Linked DNA regions of Homo sapiens: region 2 is linked to region 1. A link is an interaction called in ENCODE POLR2A ChIA-PET data of the cell type or tissue named here. Cell type or tissue: PC-3. All regions are shown on one strand. Each heading gives the region's core, and the rest is flanking DNA. Links, peaks and the distances in the headings are about the cores only. Region 1 has its middle 53 kb from the start of ST3GAL5-AS1. Region 2 overlaps ST3GAL5-AS1 (ST3GAL5 antisense RNA 1).

Region 1 (4,393 bases), core at 96-4,095:
CCATCAAAAGACATCATTTAAACTGGGAAAGATAAGCATAGACTGGGAGAAGGCATTTACAATATAGGACTCATGGCAATGTGAATGCACCATTCAGGTCCTCCTTTAAGAAAGGACCCCCTGTGGAGCTGTGAGGAGTGTGATGAACTCACGACGTCCTGCTTTTGGCAGGATGCTTCAGGTCCACATCAGCTTTTGAGCCAAGGTCATGCTCTTCTTGGAGGCCATCCTCGGCCAATAATTCAGAAAGGCAAAGGTAACCAACCGTGCTCTTTGCAGAGTATGCTCCAGCCAGTGACTAAAGAAGGCAGTGATACAAAGGCCTAGCTATTTCCACCTGAATCAGGGCTCCTTTGATGGGCGGTCTTTGCTTCAGAGCTCCCTATGGGGTTATCAGAGGCCACCAGGGCTGTATTGCAGATCGATGGCTCCCCTTACCCAATCCCATCTTCTTTCCTTTTCTTTCATAGTGTACTCCACAGTAAGCCTTTTACACTTCTACCACCTCAGTCTCTGCTTCTCAGGGAACACAAACCAGTTCAACTTATATAAAATATATTTTAAAAAAAGAAAAGAAAAGAAACAGCATATATAGAAAGAACTCCTAAAATCAATAAACAAATCGGTAGACAACCCAATAGAAAATGAGCAATATACCTGAATGAGTACTTTATGAAAGAAGATATGCTAATGGCCGGTAAACAAACAAAAATACATTTGTGTTAGTTTCCTGGGGCTGCTGTAACAAATTCCCTAATCATGGCAACTTAACACAACAGATATGTATTCTCAAAGTTCTGGAGGTAAGAAGTCCAAAATCAAGGTATTGGCAAGGCCTTGCTCCCTCTGGAGGCTCTGAGGAAGTTCCATTCCTTGGCTTTTCTCACTTCTGGGGGCTGCTGGCAGTTCCTGGCTTCCTTTGGCTTGTGGCTGCATCACTCCAACCTCTACCTCCATCTTGCCCTCACCTTCTCCAATGTGAATGTCTAACCTCCCTCTGCCTCTCTTTTAAAAGAACACTAGTGTATTCTTATAAATTATTAGTCTGTATTAGTGTATTAGTCTGTTCTCATGCTGCTAATAAAGACATACCTGAGACTGGGTAATTTATAAAGGAAAGATATTTAATGGTCTCACAGTATTATGTGACTGCAGAAGACTCACAATCATGGTGGAAGGCAAAGGAGGAGCAAAGTCACGTCTTACATGGTGGCAGGCAAGAGGGCATGTATGGGGGTACTGCCCTTTATAAAACCATCAGATCTCATAAGACTTATTCACAATCACAAGAACAGCATGGGAACGACCCTCATGATTCAATTGCCTTCCACTGGGCCCCTCCCATGTCACATGGGAATTAGGGGAACTACAATTCAAGATGAGATTTGGGTGGGGACACAGCCAAACCATATCATTCTTCCCTGGCCCCTCCCAAATTTCATGTCCTCACATTTCAAAACCAATCATGCCTTCTCAACAGTCCCCCAAAGTCTTAACTCATTTCAGCATTAACTCAGAAGACCACAGTTCAAAGTCTTGTCTGAAATAAGGCAAGTCCATCCCACCTATGAGCCTGTAAAATCATAAGCAAGTTAGCTTCTTCCTGAATACAGGCATTGAGTAAATAGACCCATTCCAAATGGGAGAAATTGGCCAAAACAAAAGAGCTACAAGCCCCATGAAAGTCCAAAATCCAGAGGGGCAGCCAAATCTTAAAGCTCCAAAATGATCTCCTTTGACTCCATGTCTTATATCCAGGCCACACTGATGCAAGAGGTGGGTTCCCATTGCCTTGTGTAGCTCCACCCCTGTGGCTTTGCAGGGTACAGCCCTTCTCCTGGCTGCTTTCAGAGGCTGGTGTTGAGTGTCTGTGACTTTTCCAGGTGCACGGTACAAGCTGTTGGTGCATCTACCTTTCCAGGGTCTGGAGGATGGTGGCCCTCTTCTCACAGCTCCACTAGGCAGTGCCCCAGTGGGGACTCTTTACAGGGGCTACAACCCTACATTTCCCTTCCACACTGCCCTAGCAGAGATTCTCCATAAGGGCCCCACCCCTGCTCCAAACTTCTGCCTGGACATCCAGACATTTCCCTAAGTCCTCTGAAATCTAGGTGGAGATTCCCAAACCTCAATTATTGACTTCTATTCACCTGCAGGCTCAACACCATGTGGAAGTTGCCAAGCTTAGGGCTTGCACCCTCTGAAGCCACAGCCTGAGTTGTACCTTGGCACCTTTTAGCCACGACTGGAATGGCTGGGATGCAGGGCACAAAGTCCATAGGCTGCACACAGCAGTGGGACCCTGGGCCTGGCCTGGGAAGTCATTTTTTCCTCCTAGGCCTCCAGACCTGTGATGGGGGGTGGCTGCTACAAAGGTCTCTGACATGCTCTGGAGATATTTTCCCCATTGTCCTGGTAATTAACATTGGGCTCTTTGTTACTTATGCATATTTCTGCAGCAGGTTTGAATTTCTCCCCAGAAAATAGGTTTTTCCTTTCTATTGCACTGCCAGGCTGAAAATTTTCCAAACTTTTATGCTCTGCTTCCTATTGAATGCTTCGCTGCTTAGAAATTTCTTCTGCCAGATATCCTAAATCATCTCTCCCAAGTTCAAAGTTCCACAGATCTCTAGGGCAGGGGTAAAATGCCACCAGTCTCCTTGCATAGCAACAGTGACTTTTACTCCAGTTCCCAACAAGTTTCTCATCTCCATCTGAGACCACTTCATCCTGGACCTTATTGTCCACATCACTATCAGCATTTTGGGCAAAGCCATTCAACAAGTCTCTAAGAAGTTCCAAACTTTCCCACATCTTCCTGTCTTTTTCTGAGCCCTCCAAACTCTTCCAACCTCTGTCTGTTAACCAGTTGCAAAGTCATTTCCACATTTTTGGGTATCTTTACAGCAGCACCCCACTCTACCAGTACCAATTTACTGTATTAGTCTGTTCTCACACTGCTACTAAAGACATACTCAAGACTGGGTAATTTATAAGGAAAAGAGATTTAATGCACTCACAGTTCCACATGGCTGGGGAGGCCTCACAATCATGGCAGAAGGCAAAGGAGGAGAAAGGCACATCTTACATGGTGGCAGGCAAGAGCACATGTGCAGGGGAACTCCCCTTTATAAAACCATCGGATCTTGTGAGACTTACTCGCTACCAAGAGAACAGCATGGGAAAGACCTGCCCCATGATTCAATTAATTCCCACTAGATTCCTCCCCTGGCATGTGGGGATTATGGGAGCTACAAAGATGAGATTAGGATGGGGACAGAGCAAAGCCATATCAACTTGCAATGGTTTTTAGGGCCCACCAGATAATCCGGAATAATCTACTTATCTCAAAATCCTTAACTTAATCACATTTGCAAAAACTTTACCACGTAAAGCAACATTCACAGCTTTCAGGAATTAAAGCATGTGATATTTTTGGGGGACACCACTCAGCCCACTACAACTTGTATTATTAGGCATCAGGAAAATCTAAAGGAAATGCAAATTAAGGTCACAATGTGCTGCTACTTCACACCCAACAGAATAGCTAAAATGAAAAAGGCAGGACCAAGCAGAGCTCTCATACACTGCTTATGGGGGTTATGCTGATATAATTCCTTTGTCAAATTGATTGGCAGCACCAACACTGAGTATGTGCATACTCTGTGGCCCAGAAATTCCACTCCTGAGGATGTGTCTAATTCTTTTACACATCTTTCCTCAAGAGGCAGAATCTATATCAAATGCCTTTGAATTATGGAGAGCTTGACAGTTCAACCAATAGAATGTGGTGTTTGTGGCACTATGAGACTCTGCAGACAGAAAAATTTCATAAGAGGCCTTCCACCTTCCATTTCTCTTTCTAGAATGATTTCTCTTAGATTCCTGAGTCTCCAGGCAGGGAGTTTGACCATATCAAGACCTTCCTGCTGTGAGGAAGCCTAAGTCACAGGGGCAGGCTATGGAGAGGGAACCTGAGGTTTAGTCCCAGGTAAGTGCAGGCTTCAACTTATTCCAGCCCAGACACCAGGTTTGTGAGCAAGAAGTCTCCATATGACTCCTGCCCTGGCATTCAAATCACCCCCAGCCATCCAGGTTTCCTAACTGAGACCCCAGGCAAGGTGAAGCAGAGCAAACCATACCTTCCATGCCCCATTCAAGTTCCTCACCCACAGGGCCCATGGGTATAATAAAATGAGTGTTGTTTGATAGTACTACATTTTGGGACACTTTGTCATGCAGTAATAGGTAGCTGGAACAATACCCAACAGAAATGTAAATTCATCAAAAGACAAACCTGAAAATATTCATAGCAGCACTTATTTGTACTAACCCTAAACAGGTAACTACCCCAAAACACCCATCAAACAGTGGGTTGGATAAATAATTTGTG
Region 2 (4,393 bases), core at 262-4,261, 48 kb before region 1:
CGTACCACCATGCCCAGCTAATATTTGTATTTTTAGTACAGATGGGGTTTCACCATGTTGGCCAGGCTGGTCAAGAACTCCGGACCTCAGGTGATCCACCCTCCTCAGCCTCCCAAAGTGCTGGGATTATAGGTGTGAACCACAATGCCCAGCCAGATTTATTATTTTAATGACTTAATAAATATTTTAAAATTTAAATATTTAAATTAAATTAAATATTTAAAAATTTCTCAGTTTTAATTTTTAATTTGGCAAATATCAAGAGAAAGACCATGTCAAAAAGATTCTTTGGGATCCTCAGTAATTTCTAGGTGTGTAAATTGATCCTGAGACCAGAGTTTGAGACTTACTGGTCTCAGCCACCCAGATAGCCCCATTGCCCCATCCTCCTTGCCACTAGGAATGGTTCATGGGTAGCCACAGGAACCACACTGATCCAATCAGAGGAAGTCTCAGGAATTTATTGGATGCTGGGGGAGAGATGCTTTCATGTTCTGCTAGACAAGAACTAGGCAGTAAGTAGCCTCAGAAGCTGTTGGTAAGACAGACATCTTGGACTACAAGAAGAGCTTATTTTAGGAAGAAAGTAATGCTGTGGGAAGCAGAAGACCACGGTTAGAAAGAAACCATTTCCTTTATGACATTTTTGAGTCACTAAATCAAACCAGTCCTGAAGTCCATCTTGCCTCCGTACATTTCACCTGTATGAGATAGTAAGTTCCTCTGTGGTTTCAACTAGCCAACCCCAGATGCCCCAACTGATTCGCTATGTACCTACTTATGCAACACAAGTTGCAATGATGAAATGAGGCTGGAAGGCAGAGAAGGGTCCAGGAGGAAAGTACCTAGCTCAGGCAAATGGGATCTTCAGCGGCATATGATCGTAAGCAGCAAGATTATAGCAGATTTTTACTTCTTATTTTTATTTTTGCTTTTCTGTATTTCCCATATTGGTCAACATGCATATGTATTGCTTTTACACTGAGGAAAAATTAGAACCTATATTATTACTTTTTTTGATAGTGCAATGACTGGCAGCGCAATATTAGAGAACAGGTTGGGGAATGGGATATGGCAATAGAACTCTTAGGCTAGAACTGCTAGCAGGGAAGAAAGAAGATTTGCAAGGGATGCAGATGGGCCCCAAAACCAAACTTACTTTCATTTACAGCTTTGCCAAGAGCCAACCTCAGAGATTCCAGGGGATGAACAAGAATCCCCAAAGGTTAAGAAATCATTAATTATGCCTCAGTCTAATTGGCTGGAATATTTGCAGGGAGAAAAATGTGGCCAACGTGAAGATCATATGTCAATACTGGAAAAGACTTAGGATATAATATTAAGTGAAAAAAATTAAAAAGGCAACACATCGTATGCAAACATCTATCATGTGGCCAAAAACTGGAAGAGAACTTGGAAAAAGAAAATAGTTGTGTTAGGGTGGTGGGATCACAAGTAATCTTTCTTCCTTTTTAACAAATCTGTTTTAATGTTGTTATAATGTTGTTTTTTGCAATAAGTAAAAATGTAGGGAGTCATTGGTTCAAATTACTGAGGTCTCAAAGAGGTCTCTCCAAACGGCCTGTTTCTTTTTGCCTGCCAAATGGCCCTCATCCCATGCCATGACAGAAGCTGTGCCTTCCCTGAGGGCCCAGTGTCTTTGAAACTGTTAGGGGTGATGCTGATGTGACTGATTTGTAGGTGGCCAGAAGGAAAGGCGGGAAGAAAGATGTTGGTGGCAGCCAAGACCGAGGAAGTCTGTGAGGCAGGAGGGGTGAGGGGTCCCTTGCCCTGTGACATAACCTTGTCGTGTTGGAGTTTCAGGCCCAGGTTACTTACTGAAGCATTGTCTTTTTATGTTGGACTTCTGTCTGGTCCCCCTGAGACGTTGTCTCTTCCGCAGGCCCTCGGGGGCTGGAGCACAGCTGTAGCCAACAGAACACAGGCTCTGTCTGCTGCCCTGAAGCACAAAGGAAGTTGGTCTCTTGAGGTTTTTCTAGGAATGTTTTCCTGTGAGCAATCACAGGAGAAGCGGGAGTAAAACAAACAAAGGAGGGAAAAAGATGACACAAAAACATCATGGGAAGGCTGGCGGTTGGCAGAGGAGGCTCAGATTGAGGAAACAATCCCTCATGGAATGAATTCTTCTGTTAGTGGAGTGATGCATATTGACAGATCCAGGCACATCTTCAGGCTGCCCTTCTGTCTGTCCCTCACCCATATATTCATTCTACAAATATTTGCTGAGAGCCTATTATGTGTGAGGCATCATGCTAAGTGCATAACATAAATTACTTCATTTTATCTTCACAGTGTCCCTTTAAGGTAGGGTCTCTTATCCCCATATCTTACCCAAGGAACCCGAGGCTTAGAGAAACTTAAGGAGATAAAACAACCTGCCCAGGGTCACAAAGTCAGGATTCAAACCCAGGATGTCAGAGTCCAGAGCCTGTTACCAGTAGAGGGTCCTGACAAATCAGTAGTCGTCCAGGTTCTTGGCGTTTTGAACAAAGAATTGGACAAAATGCACAAACAAAGCAACAAAAGAATGAAGGAAAGAAAGCGCAGATTTATTGAAATGAAAGTATACTCCACAGAGTAGGAATGGCCCGAGTGAATGGTTCAAGAGGGCTGGTTACAGAATTTTCTGGGGTTTAAATACCCTCTAGAGGTTTCCCACTGGTTACTTGGTTATACCCTATGTAAACAAAGGAGTGAACCGTGACCAGTCTGATTGGTTGCGGGAGGGGACCAGTCAGAGGTACTTTCCATTTTTCATCTGTGATGCAGTGCAAAGGGAGTGGCCTCTGATCCTTTTGTTACTTGGGTATGGAGAGGTGGGGTTTTCCATCTGATTCAATTTTAGGAAGTCAGTGCAAATCAGCCTTAGGTTCCCTGCCTCCAGACCTTATTCTCTTGCCTCAAGCCTACCTAAGTGATAGGGTTTGGCTGTGTCCCCACCCAAACCTCATCTTGAATTGTAGCTCCCATAATTCCTACATGTTGTGGGAGGGACCCAGTGGGAGATAATTAAATCATGGGGGCAGTTTCCTCCAGACTGTTCTTGTGGTAGTGAAGAAGTCTCATGTGATCTGATGGTTTTATAAGGGGAAACCCCTTTCGCTCAGTTCTCATTCTCTCTTGTCTGCCGCCATGTAAGATGTGCCTTTCACCTTCCACTGTGATTGTGAGGCCTCCCCGCCACATGGAACTGTGAGTCCATTAAACCTCTTTTTCTTTATAAATTACCCAGTCATGGGTATGTCTTTATCAGCAGCATGAAAACAGACTAATACACTAAGACATAGTCCTCACCCTGAAGGATCAAATGGTCTAACAGAAGAGAAAGACACTTCTAACAAACAAACAAACAAAAACCAGTAAAACAACAAGATAAGAGAAAAACTAACAAGGAGCCAAAGGCAGGGTGCAGTGGCTCACTCTTGCAATCTCAGCCCTTTGGGAGGCCAAGGTGGGAGGATCGCTTGACCCTGAGTTTGAGACTAGCCTGGGTAATATAGTGAGACCTCATCTCTACAAAAAAATTTAAAAAATTAGCTGGATGTGGTAGCTTGCACATGTGGTCCCTGCTACTTGGGAGGCTGAGGCAGGAGGGTTGCTTGAGGAGTTTGAGGCTGCAGTGAGCCATGATCAAACCACTGCACTCTAGCCTGGGTGACAGAGTGAGACCCTGTCCTCCCACCCCCAAAAAAAGAGCCCTAGGAGCATCAAGGGGGCACAGCAGAATCCGTCTTGGAGCTCAAGGCCACCTCTTAAAGGGGTGAGACTGGTTTTGAAGGATAAGGTAGGTATACTGATAGGCATATTAGTTTCAGGCTATACTTATTTTATTTCTGTGTAATACATTACCACAAATTAGATTAAAACGACACATCTTTATTATCTCACAGTTTAAGTCAGGTACAGTATAGCTGGATTCTCCACCCAGGGGCTCACATGACTGAAATTGTTACCAAAATAGGGCTTTGGTCTAAGTCCCACTACTCCCAGCACAGAAAGCCAATCACTGAGACAATAAGTATTGTCAGTGAAGAAGGCTTTAGTCTGTTGCTACAGCCAAGGAGATAGGAGAACAGTTTCAAATCTATTTCCCTGACCTACTAAAATTAGGGGTTTAGGCCAGGTGCAGTGGCTCATGCCTGTAATCCCCGCACTTTGAGAGGCCGAGGCAGGCAGATCACCTGAGGTCAGAAGTTCAAGACCAGCCTGGCCAATGTGGCAAAACCCTGTCTCTACTAAAAATACAAAAATTAGCTGGGCATGATGGCATGTGCCTTTAGTCTCAGCTACTTAGGAGGCTGAGGCAGGAGAATCGCTTGAACCCAGGAGGTGGAGGTTTCAGTGAGCCGAGATTGTGCCATTGCGCTCCAGC

What was found. ChIA-PET counts read pairs that join two places held together with the same protein. Peaks named below come from ENCODE experiments on the same cell type or tissue, not always from the same donor. Only the 100,000 strongest peaks of a DNase experiment are listed, where the experiment ranks them.
Region 2: POLR2A ChIA-PET joins it to region 1 with 5 read pairs; 7 of 35 experiments call an interaction of 5 or more read pairs at or near these places.

What each region holds. Positions count from the first base shown.
Region 1 is chr2:85,940,441-85,944,833 of GRCh38, forward strand. No RefSeq gene overlaps it. Among named protein-coding and RNA genes, the nearest start is that of ST3GAL5-AS1, 53 kb to the left of the region's middle. In PC-3, for the core only: no CTCF peak of the experiment used is centred there; no DNase peak of the experiment used is centred there.
Region 2 is chr2:85,891,969-85,896,361 of GRCh38, forward strand. It overlaps ST3GAL5-AS1 (ST3GAL5 antisense RNA 1), which reads left to right. Exons shown (of 3, transcript NR_110569.1): 3 at 1-284. Among named protein-coding and RNA genes, the nearest start is that of ST3GAL5-AS1, 4.9 kb to the left of the region's middle. In PC-3, for the core only: no CTCF peak of the experiment used is centred there; a DNase peak (open chromatin) is centred at 2,063; H3K27ac peaks cover 1,120 bases.